Regions from separate parts of the Mus musculus genome. Here regions 2 and 3 are each linked to region 1. A link is a contact called in ENCODE Hi-C or POLR2A ChIA-PET data. All regions are on one chromosome and are shown on one strand. Each heading gives the region's core, a stretch centred on a gene start or an enhancer-like site at or near the end of the contact. The rest is flanking DNA. Distances are from core to core; before and after follow the strand shown. Region 1 has its middle 11 kb from the start of AI463229. Region 2 has its middle 35 kb from the start of Rreb1. Region 3 overlaps Rreb1 (ras responsive element binding protein 1).

Region 1 (4,603 bases), core at 760-3,259:
TTCCAAGTGGCCCACACCAACCAAATCCACACTGCCATGCTAAATATGTATCTCCTGATCAAATAAATTAGCTCTCATGCCTGCTAAAAAGAGTCAGGTCCCTGAAAGAATTGTGTTCCAGCTCAGCTATGATGGGCAGGCACCCTTGGCCTCTTCCATAACCATGTTAGAATTGCATCATACCCAAAGCATGCGCTCACCAGTCTTAGCTGGTTCAGGCAGGACGAAGTCTCAGATATCAGCTCTCTGACCATTTCATTCCGTCTGCATGAACTGAGGTCAGTCCCATCAGGTGAGGATTATCTTAAATACTTGCCACAATCCGACCTCAGCAACCTGAAGGGAAACACTTTTCCACCCACGGCCTTGCTCCATCACGTGCTCCTGTTCAGGAGTCCTTTGAAGAGCCTTTATTGCACATTTTATTTTGTTGTAAATACTACATGGTTAAAGAATACGGTCACGGAGGGGAGAAAGGTCAACTTAGAGGTTTTTTGTTGTTGTTTGTTTGTTTGTTTTTAATTTATCTAAGGTTATCAGAGTATGCCTAGCCATAAGCTATCACATTTATCCAAAGGCTATTATTTTTAATATTCTCAATTACTCCTACCTCCACAGCCTCTCTGCTTTGTGAACACCCACATAACTACGTACAAATGATCTTGTTTTAAAAAAAAGAAATGGAATGCAGTATCTACTAAACTAAAGGAAAACAGTTCAGAGGGAAAAGGAGCTAGGCTGGGGCCCACCTGGTACACGCAAAGAGGTATACCTTGGCCATGGAGGTAAACATTCATCAGGGGGACCAAAGAAAGCAGACACACAGCACACACATAGGAATCAGCAGTAGCTAAATCAAGGGGTAGACATCAACTAGATGTTTAGCATTTGAAAGTCGTATCCTCATTTGATACTCACAATAACCCAGTAAATTAGGTACCACAGCTTCCATTGTCCACAAGAGGAAAACAAAACTTGGGATGTTTAGTGTTAGGCTAAATGAGGTTCTATTATTCACATGGGGAAGAGCCAGGATTCTAACCCCTGCACCTTTGGCTCCTATATCAGTGTTGGCCCTACTTCCCAAGATGGTGTGCAGCCCAGGGGAGATAAAAACAGCAAGGTATATTGTAGGCACATCAGCTGAGTGTGGCCAGGAATGACACGGAGGGAAAGAATCAGGAAGACACTAGAGGATGGAGAGACAGAGGAGAGAGACCAAGGAAGGGCTCTGGGGTTGTGCTTTAAAATAAAGGAAGTGAGAGAAAGTCCAAGATTTCAGAGTCAGCGCCAACGGAGGCTGGACTTTACAAGAGATGATAACAGATCAAGGCCGTAATTGACAAAGAGATAGATGATAAGTTAGGAACACAGAGAGAAAGCTAGAAACAGTTAGGGACGTTTCCTCCCCAGATAGGATGAGAAAAGAAAGAAGTCGTCTATAGTTAAAAGAAAAGCGAAAACCGAGTCTCAGTCGGGACGGCTCCCTCCTCCGTCTCAGAGACGAGGAGAACAGGGTCAGCTAGGGCTGGAGCAGAGTGGAAAAGATTCTGAGCAGCTGTCACTGGAATCCGATAGGGAGCTAAAAATGGAGTTGAAGGAAGATGCCTGCGGGCACTGGGAGAGTCGAGGCAGGAACACACAGGAGGTCCGGTTACTGCTGGGGGCCCAGGTCTCTTCAACAGGTTTCAGCAGTTTAAGATGAGGAAGAGATAAAAAAAAAAAAGGGCTGTCCAAGGAGACTCAGTAGAAGGTCAAAGAGTAAGGAATGAGGTGCTTTTGAGAACTTGGCTAAGTCACCTCACCAAGGAATCCAAATTCCAACAAGGGAGGGACAGAAACAGCCAGCATGAATCCAAGATGCCAAAAACTAGGAAGAAGCCATCGGGAGATTGGATCGGAATGGGACCAGTGATAGGGCCAGGAGCTGTGGCTACAGAGGGTACTTAAGGGGTGGAAATCTAGAAGGCAGAGCCTCCCACAAGCGGCGTGTCCCAAGGGTGTGACTAGGCGCTGAATCAGAGATGCGGAAGATGGGGAGGTCGCCCAGGATGAAGAGGCTGAGGAAGTGACCAGAAGAAGGATCTGCTAGTCTGAAAGCAGAACAATATTAGGGTGGGAAGGGTGGCACAAGCTAAGGAGAGGGTCATCTGCCAGGCATGTACAAGGGAAGTGACTGAATGGTCACACGATATGCATGGAAGAGGGGCTTCCCGTATGAAAAGGGAAGCCAGCTTCATTTCTGGAGAATTGTAGCCATTTCTTCATATCCATGACAAGTTGGCTCTAGAACACTGAGATAATTACCAAACGTCCATGGATGCTCAGCTCCCCTCCAGTGAGATGACCCAGTGTCTGGACAGTATCACTTGACACAGTCAACCTCATGGTGGATGGATGGCTCTGGAAACTTTCCACTGCGACCCTTCATTCTTTCCTCCATAGCTCAGCAAAGGCAGCCATGTTCCCTCCCACCTGAGAGGAATCTGGGGCCACCATGTTTGAAACAAAATCCTCTCCTCCCCAGAAGAAGTGTCTCTAGTCTTTACACCTTCACCCCTCGAGGCCCTTGCTGGGGTTCCTTGGCCACCCTGTCCCATTCCCGTTGTCCCTGTCCCTCTTAAATATGTGCTCCTGAACATCATAAATGGCAAACACCGAGAGAGTGCTGGCTTGTGACAGCCACATTTTAATGCACCTATTTCTCACACTGTACGGTAGTAGCACTCCTGTTCCCATTTCACATATGAAGAAACTGAGGTGGAGGATGCGGGGGGTTGGGGGGAGAAACTGACCAGCAGCACAAAATCAAGTGCAAGTAGTCAGGATACACTCATAACCCCAGGCCAGCCTTCATCCTTGGCAGTGTTAATCAGAGTCAGGAGGGAGTTTTGAGCACCCCTGAACTTGGGACCCACCCTCCAAATTCTGATTCTATTGTGCCACCTGTCAGCTGCTCATCGGAGCTTTGAAAAGACATCTAAGGGACACTTCTGGACAGCAAAGACTCTAATCACCCTCTGGGGACTATGGTCACTATCTGGTGGATTAGAGGGGTGCGATGGAAAGTTCCAAGGTTCTCTCTAGCAGACAATAACATCAGGGCAGGTTCAGACTCGGGTGATAAGAGCAAGTTCCTCGGGAAGACTAAGTACATAGCTGTTGAAGTAATGTGAGTTGCAGGATCTCAAAGGGCCTCGTTCTTAAAGGAAAGAAAAAGATATCATGAAGCTTTGTTCTTCTCAGGCACGTGACTGCCTCATCTTCCTCCTGACAAGGTGTTACTGATCATAAAGCCCACCTAGCCACGCAGCCATCTTCCTCAGATTAACAACAGTCTTCATAGCAACTTCATCACAACTTCCCAGCCTCCTTCCAAAAACTGGCGGAAGATGAAGATGACCTTTGAGGTCCACACTCTCCTGTTGGTTCTGAACATCAGTACATCCCTGTAGGTGGGGGACAGGCTCTCTCCAGCTCTGGCTCCTGCCTGAGGAGCTTACAGGTCACTTCCAGCGTGGGCGGGGGCAGGGGGAGGTATCTGAACTTGGACTTTCCAGCTGTTCTTCTCTTCACTTCCCTGTCCCCCCAAAACCCCTGTCCTTCACCTCCAGTACTTCCCATTGAAACTAACCTCGGGCTGTGGCTTTTAAAGCACATTCGGGCATTCCTCTGGTTAAACAGAGGTCAGCAAGAGCAGAATACCATCCTAGCACGCGTGTAGCCCTGGGTGACCTCTTCAGCACAAAACTTCCCAAAATGGTACATTGTTGTGGTCCCGGGACTCAGAATGGAAGCAGGAGGGGGATCAGAAGGTGAAAGGATATCCTCAGCTACATAGCTAAATTTGAGGCCAGCCTGGGCTACATAGAATTCTGTCAGGGGTGGGGGGAGGGAAGGAGAGAGGGATGAAGGAGAGAGAGCATCAGATATTCCTTATTTGCTGCTAGAAACATCTATACCTTTCCATCCATAAAATTTGCTCTTAGCAGTCTGGGACACAGTGCTAGGGCACACACAGTATGAACATCTGAGCCTGAACTACTTGACAGAGTATGCTGCCCTTTTCCTCTCACCCCCATCCCAGAGTCATCCCTGGAACCAGCTCAGGCAGCCATGGCAACCTGTACCCTGTAAAGGGAAACTACCCCCTTGACTGCACCTGCTGTGGTGATTCTAGAATCCTGGCAGATGACGCCTCTCTCCAGCTGTCCATCAGATAGCTCCATAGCAACCAGGCTGGGAGAAGGAGGAGTGAAGAGGTGGGGTGAGGCAGGGTGGAGGTAGAAGGGGGCAGGCAGTTGGAAAGGGTTATTCTCAGATCTCTGGATCTACAGAGTACATTTTAGTATCATCCCAGCCAGAAAGTACAACCAATAACAAAGGCTACGCATGAAAAGAAAACTCAATTTACATTCTTGAAACATGATTAATGGGGGGGGGGAGGAAGGGGGGACTCCAGACACCTTGACTGTGACCACGGTAGAACTGTTCCTTGCTGACGCATTTCAGTAGAAGCCTGATGACAGCTGATACACAATGGCAGCAAGGAGAGTAGATGCTGTTTCCTTCTGTAAGAGGCTCACTTTGCAGCAAGACTTGC
Region 2 (4,477 bases), core at 1,484-3,983, 180 kb after region 1:
ACCTAGGGCTATATAGGGATAGATCCTCAAACAACAAAGCAAGCTGGGAGTCGTGCCTTTAGTCCTAGCATTTCATGAAGCAGTGCCTTGCCTGCATAGAAAGTTCTAGGCTAGAAGGTTACATAGTGAGTCTTAAATCTTCAAGACCAAGTACGCTTTTATTCTTTTAGACTATATTGGAAGCTGTAATGACAAAGAAGCCATTAATAGCATTTTAGTGGCATTTATTTATTGTCATTAGTTGTAGGAGAGTCTTTATATACATGCAGACCAATAGTACTTACATGTGAATATACTTAGCTGGTAGATAACTTACTGAAGAGATAATTAAGTGGCCCCCTTGAAACAGTTCCCCAGAGGCTCCTGCCCAGAGACAGTTCCTGTGTATGAATCACGCTAAGGACTAACGTCAGGAGAAATAGCCATGAGGTCAGCTCTGAACTGTAAATGGGATCCCTCAACTCAGCCTAGGAATGGCCTCGGAGTGGTGCGCAGCTGAGGGCCATTCTCTGAGAAGTTAGGGGGATGGGTTCTGTTCACACAGGTGGGTCAGGAGAGTGACATTCCCTGAGCAATGTCCAGGACAGCCCTTAGATCACAGTCCTTCAGAACAAAGAATTGAGTCAGGGGAGTGAATTCAATCTGCCAGGTTGTCCAAGCATCCTTGCCTACCTTCATTCCTCCAAAAGGCCCTTTTAATTATCCACCATGGTCTGTTAACATGAACCCTGGGCTTGTGAGTTAGGAGCCCTTAACCCAAATTCATCTGCCTTAATTATGTTTAGCTTTAGTTTTTCTCATCCCTGAAGTGGACAGACTATATATCTTGAACCATATTGTTAGGCAACAAAACGATGCCCCTCACCACTCCTCCCCCGCCCCCACCTCACCCCCTGTCTAACAGTGCATATTAATCTGTGGGAGGAGAGAAATCATTATCTTTTCACATAAAGGAAAAGTGCCAGTTGCTTTAAGGTAGAGGAACAGAAGGAAGGAGCCCGTCCTTAGGAACCTCATCTCCACTCTCCTCTGGTTGTATTTTCCTCTTTTTACAATGGGATGCCTTCTGTCCTCACCATTGAGGGCCAAGTTACTGCGCTGATGAACTCGCCAAGGCGCAGGTAGAGGTGACGGCCATCTCAGGGAAATGTCCTTTGCTATCTGTAGGAAGACTATATTACATGGGCCCTATTCCACCATGTCCTATTTTCTAAGAGTCTGGGCCGGAAGCAGGTATGCTGTTTACATTTTAGGCGGGTCTGTATGTGCTCCAAAACATTTAATGTGTCTCTATTTCAAGCCTTTATAATCTTTCCATGTTGTTCTCGGAACTTTAGGTGGCAGCTTAGCAAAGTAAAATTGACAGTAAGAACTTATCAGATGAGCCTGAGAAAGTACCGGGTCCAGAAATGGTCAAATCCAGGCAGGGATAATTGGGGGAAGTGGATCTTGTAAAGGAGGTAGGTAGCAGGTGACCTGAGGGTCTGCCAGACCTCAGTTGAAGAACTTGTGACCGCCTACACAGTGCACCTGTGCTGGTAAACTCAGCTGTGAGGAAGGCTCCTCTGCCCAACTAGAGGCCTAGTCACTAGGGTGCACAGTGACCTCATGAAGGTCTCATGGGGAAACCCTCCAAACTTAGTTTAGAAATTCCAGAGCAAGTTTGGTTCTGGCTGAGGTTCAAGTGGGAGGGTATCTCCACAGCAGGACCTCCATCGCCTTTGTAGGTATAATTACAGTTGTTTTTTTTTTAAGATAGAAATGGGTTGTGATTGATATCTTAGGGTTTTAGTTTGTTTTGAAGTCTTAAACACCTAGGAATTCCTCTCCCCACCCCCTCCAGTAGCTTACTTTGGGTCTCAGTGATTAGAAATAGGCACATTGTTTGTAAGAGAGAAGTTATTGGAGAAAGGGGTTATGGAAACACACACACACACACACACACACACACACACACAAGCTTGAACAGGCCTACTTTCTTGAGAAGAAAGTGGTTTTTTTTTTTTAGGTGTAACAGATCATAAAATAAATAACATTCTCTAAAGACACGAATCTATAAACAAAGCATAAATATCTTTATTTAAAATGGATTAAGTTCTGAAGCCTAATGGCTTTGTTGTAGTACCATGTGGCTTGTTCAGGTCTGTCACTAAACGTGTGTTGCCCTCAGAATTACATTAGAAAGCAGGCATGCACTGGCTCACAGATTCTTAAGTGCAGTGCGGTGGTAGTGAAACAGAAACTAGATACAGATACTGAGGAGGCTAAAAAGATGAGGTCGCCACACACCTGGTCCTTTCCCTTCCCTTCTTCCCTTCCCTTCTTCCCTTCCCTTTCCTTCCCTTCCTCCCTTCCCTCCCCTTCCCTCCCCTCCCCTTCCCTCCCCTTCCCTCCCCTCCCCTCCCCTCCCCTCCCCTCCCCTCCCCCCTCTCCCCTCCCCCTTCCCCTCCCCTCCCTTCCCCTCCCCTCCCCTCCCCTCCAAGTCTGCTCTTTTGAGATGTTCTTGCAGAAGATGGAGGAAGCTCTGCCCTTAGGGTCATCTTTCCTGGATCTGGAGATGGGAGTGGCTGGGTACTGAGACTCCTTCCCCAACTGTGCTCAGCTGACCCTTTGCTTTATAGGCTGTCTGGAGGTGGGCAGTCCTGCCTGTCCCCAGGCTTTCCCAGAAGGGCTGGGAGGAGCCGGAGGAACAAGGAGAATGTTCTGCTCGCCTAGACACTTCCTCCCCACCCCCCGGGGTGCCGGGAGGACCTGGGTAGGGAGTTGGAATCCAAGGAGCCGGGCTGAAGGGTCTGAAGGCTGTAACTGCCGCTGTCTGTGCGGTCCAGAAGTTGCTTGGCTCTTGGTTCTGCACGGTAACTCGAGTAGGGTGCGCGTGCACGTGTGTTTAGATGCCCCAATGCATAGGCAAGTAAAACTTACGAAGCCAAATGCCGAGGGTTTGGTTGGTTTTTTTCTAAGGAATTGAAACTGGCTTTTCTGGCCCAACAATGGAGTCAGCTGCTCAAATTACTTCAGGTAGTCCTCGTCGTGGTAAAAATGACTGTGGGAAGATGCAGTTGTAAAGTGTGGTTCTGAAGCCCCCCCCCCTCTTGTGCCTTTTTTTTTTTTTTCTTTTTCTTTTTCTTTGCAGTGCTGGAAGAAGAGGATTGGAGAAGTCACTTGGCCCTGGCCTGACTCCTCCTCTTCCTCTCTCTGCCCAGAGCTGAAGCCACTGTGCTCAGGGTGACTGCCTGGTGCTCAGTGCTGTGGCCTATTTTAAAGTATCTTTAAGTTGTCGGCATGTCAGTCATTACATCCAGGGTTCCTTTTCGTTTTCGAGGGCACCCTGTCTAACCGTTTAGCCAACCCACCCCACCCCTTTTCCTTGTGCCTCCAGTCGGGGAGGGTGGTCATGTTAACTGATCGACTGGCTTCAGAAAAAGCGTTCATTAATTAGCGTTTTACATCCCAGTCAGTCAGAAGGCATTCGCACATTTGTATGAAAGGATGTCGAAGATCCAAATCTTTGAGGAGAAATACATGGGAAGGAAAAAAAAAACTGCATACACACAAAACCTGGCACTCTTTCCAGTTTAAGCTTCGTGCTGGTCCCTGTTGAGTGGGTATTTGTCCCTTAGTCTGGAGGTGATAGAAAATGCCAGTTACTGTGGTATTTAACTGACACCAAACTGCTGTCCAAATACTTCAGTTAGACCGAGGCTTCTTTCTTAATTGGTGGGAAGGAAAACCCACCCAGGAAAAGGAGGAACCTGCACTTTCATTGGACATTTAAAACATTTCAGGCTGGAGAGTCTGAAGAGCACACGACAGTGTTTCATTTTAATTCACAGCTCATTTGTGATTTAAAAAAAAAAAAGTAGTCAAATCTCTCCTAAAACTTGAGCCAGTCAAATGGTTCATTTATGTAAGGGTTCAGCAACTGAAAGCTCTGTACTCTCCCAAGGTCAAAAAAGTAATTATTGCTATCGAAAATTTTTCTGGAACTGGGGTATTTTAGGTCACTATAGGAAGGTTTACTAATACTAGAAATTACATAAGCCAGTTAAGGCACATTTGAAAAACGATTATGTTGGCATATTGAAGACTAATAAGATGCCTTGGTAGGAATAATTAGATGAAACATGGTTTTTTTTTTTTTTTTCCTCCCCTTAAGCAACTTCCTTGTTTTCTGGAGGGTGAGCCTCAGTAACAAGATGTGCTTTATATTTCTTACAGGTATCTAAAACAATTCTAAAGATAATGAAAAGTTTTTATTTTTGTCTCTTGTTTTTTTTTAAACTTTAAATCTCAGTTTCTGTATGGTGTCTAATCAAAGGCTCACATGATAGTGAGCACTTGAATTTTAGTAATGAACTACTTTTTGGTGCATTGAATGAATTTAATATGTTAATACTCCTGTAAGGCCCAGAACTGCCTGGCTGCCCCTTGCCCTGCCTGCCTGGTACTGGCTGAAAAGGTACCATTGTTTGTTCTA
Region 3 (4,104 bases), core at 440-2,939, 240 kb after region 1:
ATGGGGCTGACTTTTAAAAAGCGAAAGGAGTTGATTATAGAACATAGTTAATTCCCCTTTTCTCCTCTCTGCTCAGCTTCCACATAATAACCTACTACCAGAGGAAGCCTTGGGGCCAGGCATGGGCCAGTAGGGGCCTAGCCCGGGTGGTACATTGTGACAGTAGCTGATGGGAGAGACTGCTTGTTAACCCAGAACTAAAATAGACACCAACTCCATTTTCAAATCCCAGAGGCGCAGAGCCACAGTGGGATGCTACCAGTTTAGAACCAGAGTCCGTAACTTAAAACAGCTGTTGGTTTCTTTCCTCTGCCCTCGTCCCACTCCCTCCCCTCCGACCCAAGTTGGCGAGGTGCCCGTGTTCCTTAAGAAAGTGTTGGCAATCCAAAGTAGTATATATGCTGAGTCTTTTCTCCTGCACTCTGCCGAGTTTCAAAATCGTGAAATTCTGGCATTGAACAAAAGGAAGACACAGCACCACCGCTGCCACTGGTAGATTCCTGTTCTTAAGATCGGGTATTGCTTACCACCCCTTCTGGCCAGCTCCTGGGTGAGGGGTGATAGGGCAGAGAAGAGAGCCGAATAGAGACATCCCTGGCAGTGAGTGGCCTTCAGAGATGAAGGTAGGGGACAGTGCACAGGGCAAGTGTGCAGGGAGGGAAGAGCGGCAGGCGCTGAATGTCTTGCTTTGTTGTTGGGGCAGAACACTGTGACAGACAGACTGCACCACTGGGAACAAAGTGAGGTGGAGCAATGTGCAGGCCGCTGATGTTCAGCAGAACGGCGTGACTCATGTGTCGCTCGACGTCTACTTGCACATTTTAAAGTGAAAAGTGGATTAGTAGTGTCATCTTAAGGGTGGGACACACAGATGCTCAGTGTCTGTGAGGCCTAGGATTCAATCTGCACCTCCCCAAGGAAAAAGTAAACTAAGTGCTGATTAAATTCATTTAAGTCAAAATAGAATGTATAACATTCTATACTTACAATCAGCATACAATTATTAGTGGTACATTTTTACTTTCTCGCTATCTTATGTTTAGTAATTGAAATCTATGCTTATTGAACAGTCATACCCCGTCTTAATGGAAACCAGTCCCACACCAGGTACCTATCAGCCCACAGAGCAGGTTAAAAGACAAGCCAGAAGGCAGTGAAGCCTTCCCCAAGACTGAGCTGTGTAGCTGGATAGTCACTGTGTTGATGAAGGAGCTGCCAAAAGCAAACTTGCTCCAAGTTATTGTATAATCTTAGGTGGTTCCTTGATTAAAGGAGATTGGGTAATAAGTAATTTTAACATCATTTTAGTTAAAATATATCCAACAAATAATGGAGGCCTCATTGTGACAATGTGAGGCATTTGACCAGTCTTGACTAAAACAGGAATGTCTGAGGTGGGACCCAGGGACTGGTTAGAAAAAAAGGAGGCAAGTTCAGAGCCAAGAAAGAAAGACTCAGTAACTAAGAGCTTTGGATCTGACATTGGATATTGTGGCACTCTTTGTTCCTTCTACGTTATGGCCATCATTATGGTCACAGCATTGATCTTTAAATTACCCCAAGTTTAAGGCAGTGTCCTTGGGTTAGTCAGGAAATAGGCTATGGGAAGCTAGCAGGGTCTTTGGCAGGCACCCAGGGCTCTGAAGGGACACCAGAGCTTGTTGCAGGCCCGCCAGTCCCTTACTGTGCATCCTGGCAATGGGGCCATTGGGTGAGACATCCCAGGACGTTCTTGTCTCTGTTTCTTGGGTATTCTGAGGAACATTCAGCTCCCTTCACTGCTCGCCAACACCTGCTGAGAGACGCTGAGACTCTTAGTGTGTCAGCGACCCCATCTATTCTCAAAACACTAAACACCAAGCAAAGGTGAATAGAATACTGGAATCTTTATTAAGACTCCAGGGGTCCAAGGATCAGCCCAGTGGGAGCTGGGAGTGGAGGACAGAGACTTGGAGGGGGAGGTACCTCCCTAGCCCGGCAATTGGAGGTGTCTCAGTCGGACTTTCACAGCCTCCTCACCACCCAAGGGCAGGAGCAAGGACCAGTTTCACCTGGCTTTAGGGGCTTCTCTTCCTGTCCCCTATGAGCCCCTTAGATACTCCCTGCTTCACGACATGCTGGCTTAACTGAACAGACCTAGTGAGGTGCCTGTCTGTGCTGGACAGCCTGGGTATGTTCCTAGGATGTGGCAAGGGGAAGCTACCCAGCCAGGCCTCTGTCACAAGCCAGCATTGCTGCTCACAACAACTGGGAGAGATTACTGCAGCTGTGGGTGTCAGTTCTCTCCACAGGATGGGCCTGGGAGGGTAGGCTGAGGGAAGAGGGATGTCTGGGTGAGGTGGGGCTCTCTTAGAGAGGGATTGTTTGCACTTAGTCCTTTCGGTCTCTGGAGACAAAGCAAGAAAAATGAAGCATGAAATCCCCCTTTAAAAAGAATGCCATCAAAACTCTGTAACAAGCACAGAATTAGGCGTCTCAGGGAATCCGGCTGGGTCCCCCTTCCAGCAGGGAGTCATAGGTTCTGCTCACTGCATTTGCAGGGAACACGGAGTTGTCAGGATCAGGAAAAGTGCCCAGGCATTGAGGATGTGACCTGGGCCAACAAGGAGCCTAGACACATCTGTAAATGACAATCCTCTGAGCAAACGGGGTTACAGACAGCACTGTCCCAGCACTGCCTGGCACCTCTGTGACCTCAGGCAAGTGGAGGCTCGGTTTCCCCATCTGGAAAATAGATTTGGCGACTTGTGAGTATGAAGAGAGTGATCTTAGGCCTGAAACTATAACGAATACTGAGTTTTTTGTTCTGATACTGTTACTTAGGATGTCTTTTTGTTTGTTTGTTTGTTTGTTTACTGTGGAGGTGAGGGCAATGTGCTTTCATGTTTGAAAATTGTTGTCACACCCAGCTTTTATGTAGGTGCTGGAGGGGGTTCATCATACATTACTGAACCGTCTCCCTAGCCCACCGTGTCTTCCTAGCATCTCAAGTCCTCCAACAGAACAGTTAACATTTTGCCGTGGTCTTTCTTGGCTATCCCATTCCAGTGACACCGAGGAGTCAAATTCCAGAACAACCTCTCCCAAGTACTATGTACTTGACAGAGCATGAAAGCATTTGTCCTTTGCTCTCTATTGTCATAGAGAGCCATTTTTATCTTGCGTTGCCTTTGTAAAGTTTAGGACATTAAAGAGCTATTTAAATGGAGTCTGAGGCCTGCGTTCTGAGTGCCGTCACCTTTACAGACTATGCCAAACAGGCAGGATTAGCAGCTTGGAGGGCCTGGATGCCTACAAATAAGAGAACGACACTTCTTTTGGTAGGATGTTGGAGAAATCTACAATTGTAAAAAAGTTCCTTAATTTTGATATTTCCCCTGTAGTCTTTTGAAAATATATTTTGGGTCGTTATTTTTTTAAAGTTAGCTCGTTAGGCTTAAGAGGAGGGAGAGCATCTGTCTATCCCTCCACTCCGCCAGCTTCCCTTTGTTTGTTTATTGAGGCAGGTTCTTCCTATTTCACCCTGCCTATCATAGAACTTGCTATACAGACCAAACTTATTATACAGGCCTAGAGCTTTCTCCTGCCTCTGCCTCGGGAGTTATAGGGTTAAAAGCATGGACTACTATGCCCAAGTTGCTTGTTTTTTGTTTTTTCAGGATTTATTTTATTCATGGTTATGTGTATGTACATGTGTGTGTGTACCTACAGCGAGTAAAGGTGTTGGCTCCCTGGAACTAGACTTAGCTGCCTGGATGGGTTCTGATCATTGAACTTAGTTCCTCTATACGAAGAGTACCACCTCCTATCCATTGAGGCATCTCTGCGGCCCTCTGTTTTCTTGGAGGGAGGTGGTGTTTGTTTGGGGTGTCACTGTTTTGTTTTGAGACAGGCTCTTGCTCTATAGCCCATACTGGTGTCAAGTTCCCCAGAGTCTTCTTGCTACAGCCTCCTGAATGCTGCTATTCCGGGCACACAGACTAGCACCCAGTTCCCACTGCCCCAGAAGCGTGCTTGCTGGGACTGCACAAGAGGCCTTGGGGGACATCTGAGTGCCTGCCTCTTTAGGTTACTTTTTTGAAACACTCCTGCTGACTTCAGGAT

Evidence for each region. Hi-C counts contacts between places; a loop is a spot of excess contacts on that map. ChIA-PET counts read pairs that join two places held with the same protein, here RNA polymerase II (POLR2A).
Region 2: a loop to region 1 is called in a map of gastrocnemius, with 3 times the contacts of the local background. The contact joins two enhancer-like sites. A Hi-C loop is called at or near these places in 1 of 37 maps with a recorded cell type or tissue (gastrocnemius). POLR2A ChIA-PET finds 5 or more read pairs at or near these places in 1 of 5 experiments (Patski).
Region 3: a loop to region 1 is called in a map of gastrocnemius, with 2.4 times the contacts of the local background. The contact joins two enhancer-like sites. A Hi-C loop is called at or near these places in 1 of 37 maps with a recorded cell type or tissue (gastrocnemius). POLR2A ChIA-PET finds 5 or more read pairs at or near these places in 1 of 5 experiments (embryonic stem cell).

The regions. Positions count from the first base shown.
Region 1 is chr13:37,676,887-37,681,489 of GRCm38, forward strand. No RefSeq gene overlaps it. Among named protein-coding and RNA genes, the nearest start is that of AI463229, 11 kb to the left of the region's middle. Within about 2 kb of position 2,010, at least 1 of the 3 ENCODE cell types and tissues checked has a DNase peak (open chromatin) inside an H3K27ac peak, as active enhancers do.
Region 2 is chr13:37,851,465-37,855,941 of GRCm38, forward strand. It overlaps a transcript of Rreb1 not described here. Among named protein-coding and RNA genes, the nearest start is that of Rreb1, 35 kb to the right of the region's middle. Within about 2 kb of position 2,734, at least 2 of the 3 ENCODE cell types and tissues checked have a DNase peak (open chromatin) inside an H3K27ac peak, as active enhancers do.
Region 3 is chr13:37,918,715-37,922,818 of GRCm38, forward strand. All of the region lies in intron 7 of Rreb1 (ras responsive element binding protein 1), which reads left to right. Among named protein-coding and RNA genes, the nearest start is that of Rreb1, 32 kb to the left of the region's middle. Within about 2 kb of position 1,690, at least 1 of the 3 ENCODE cell types and tissues checked has a DNase peak (open chromatin) inside an H3K27ac peak, as active enhancers do.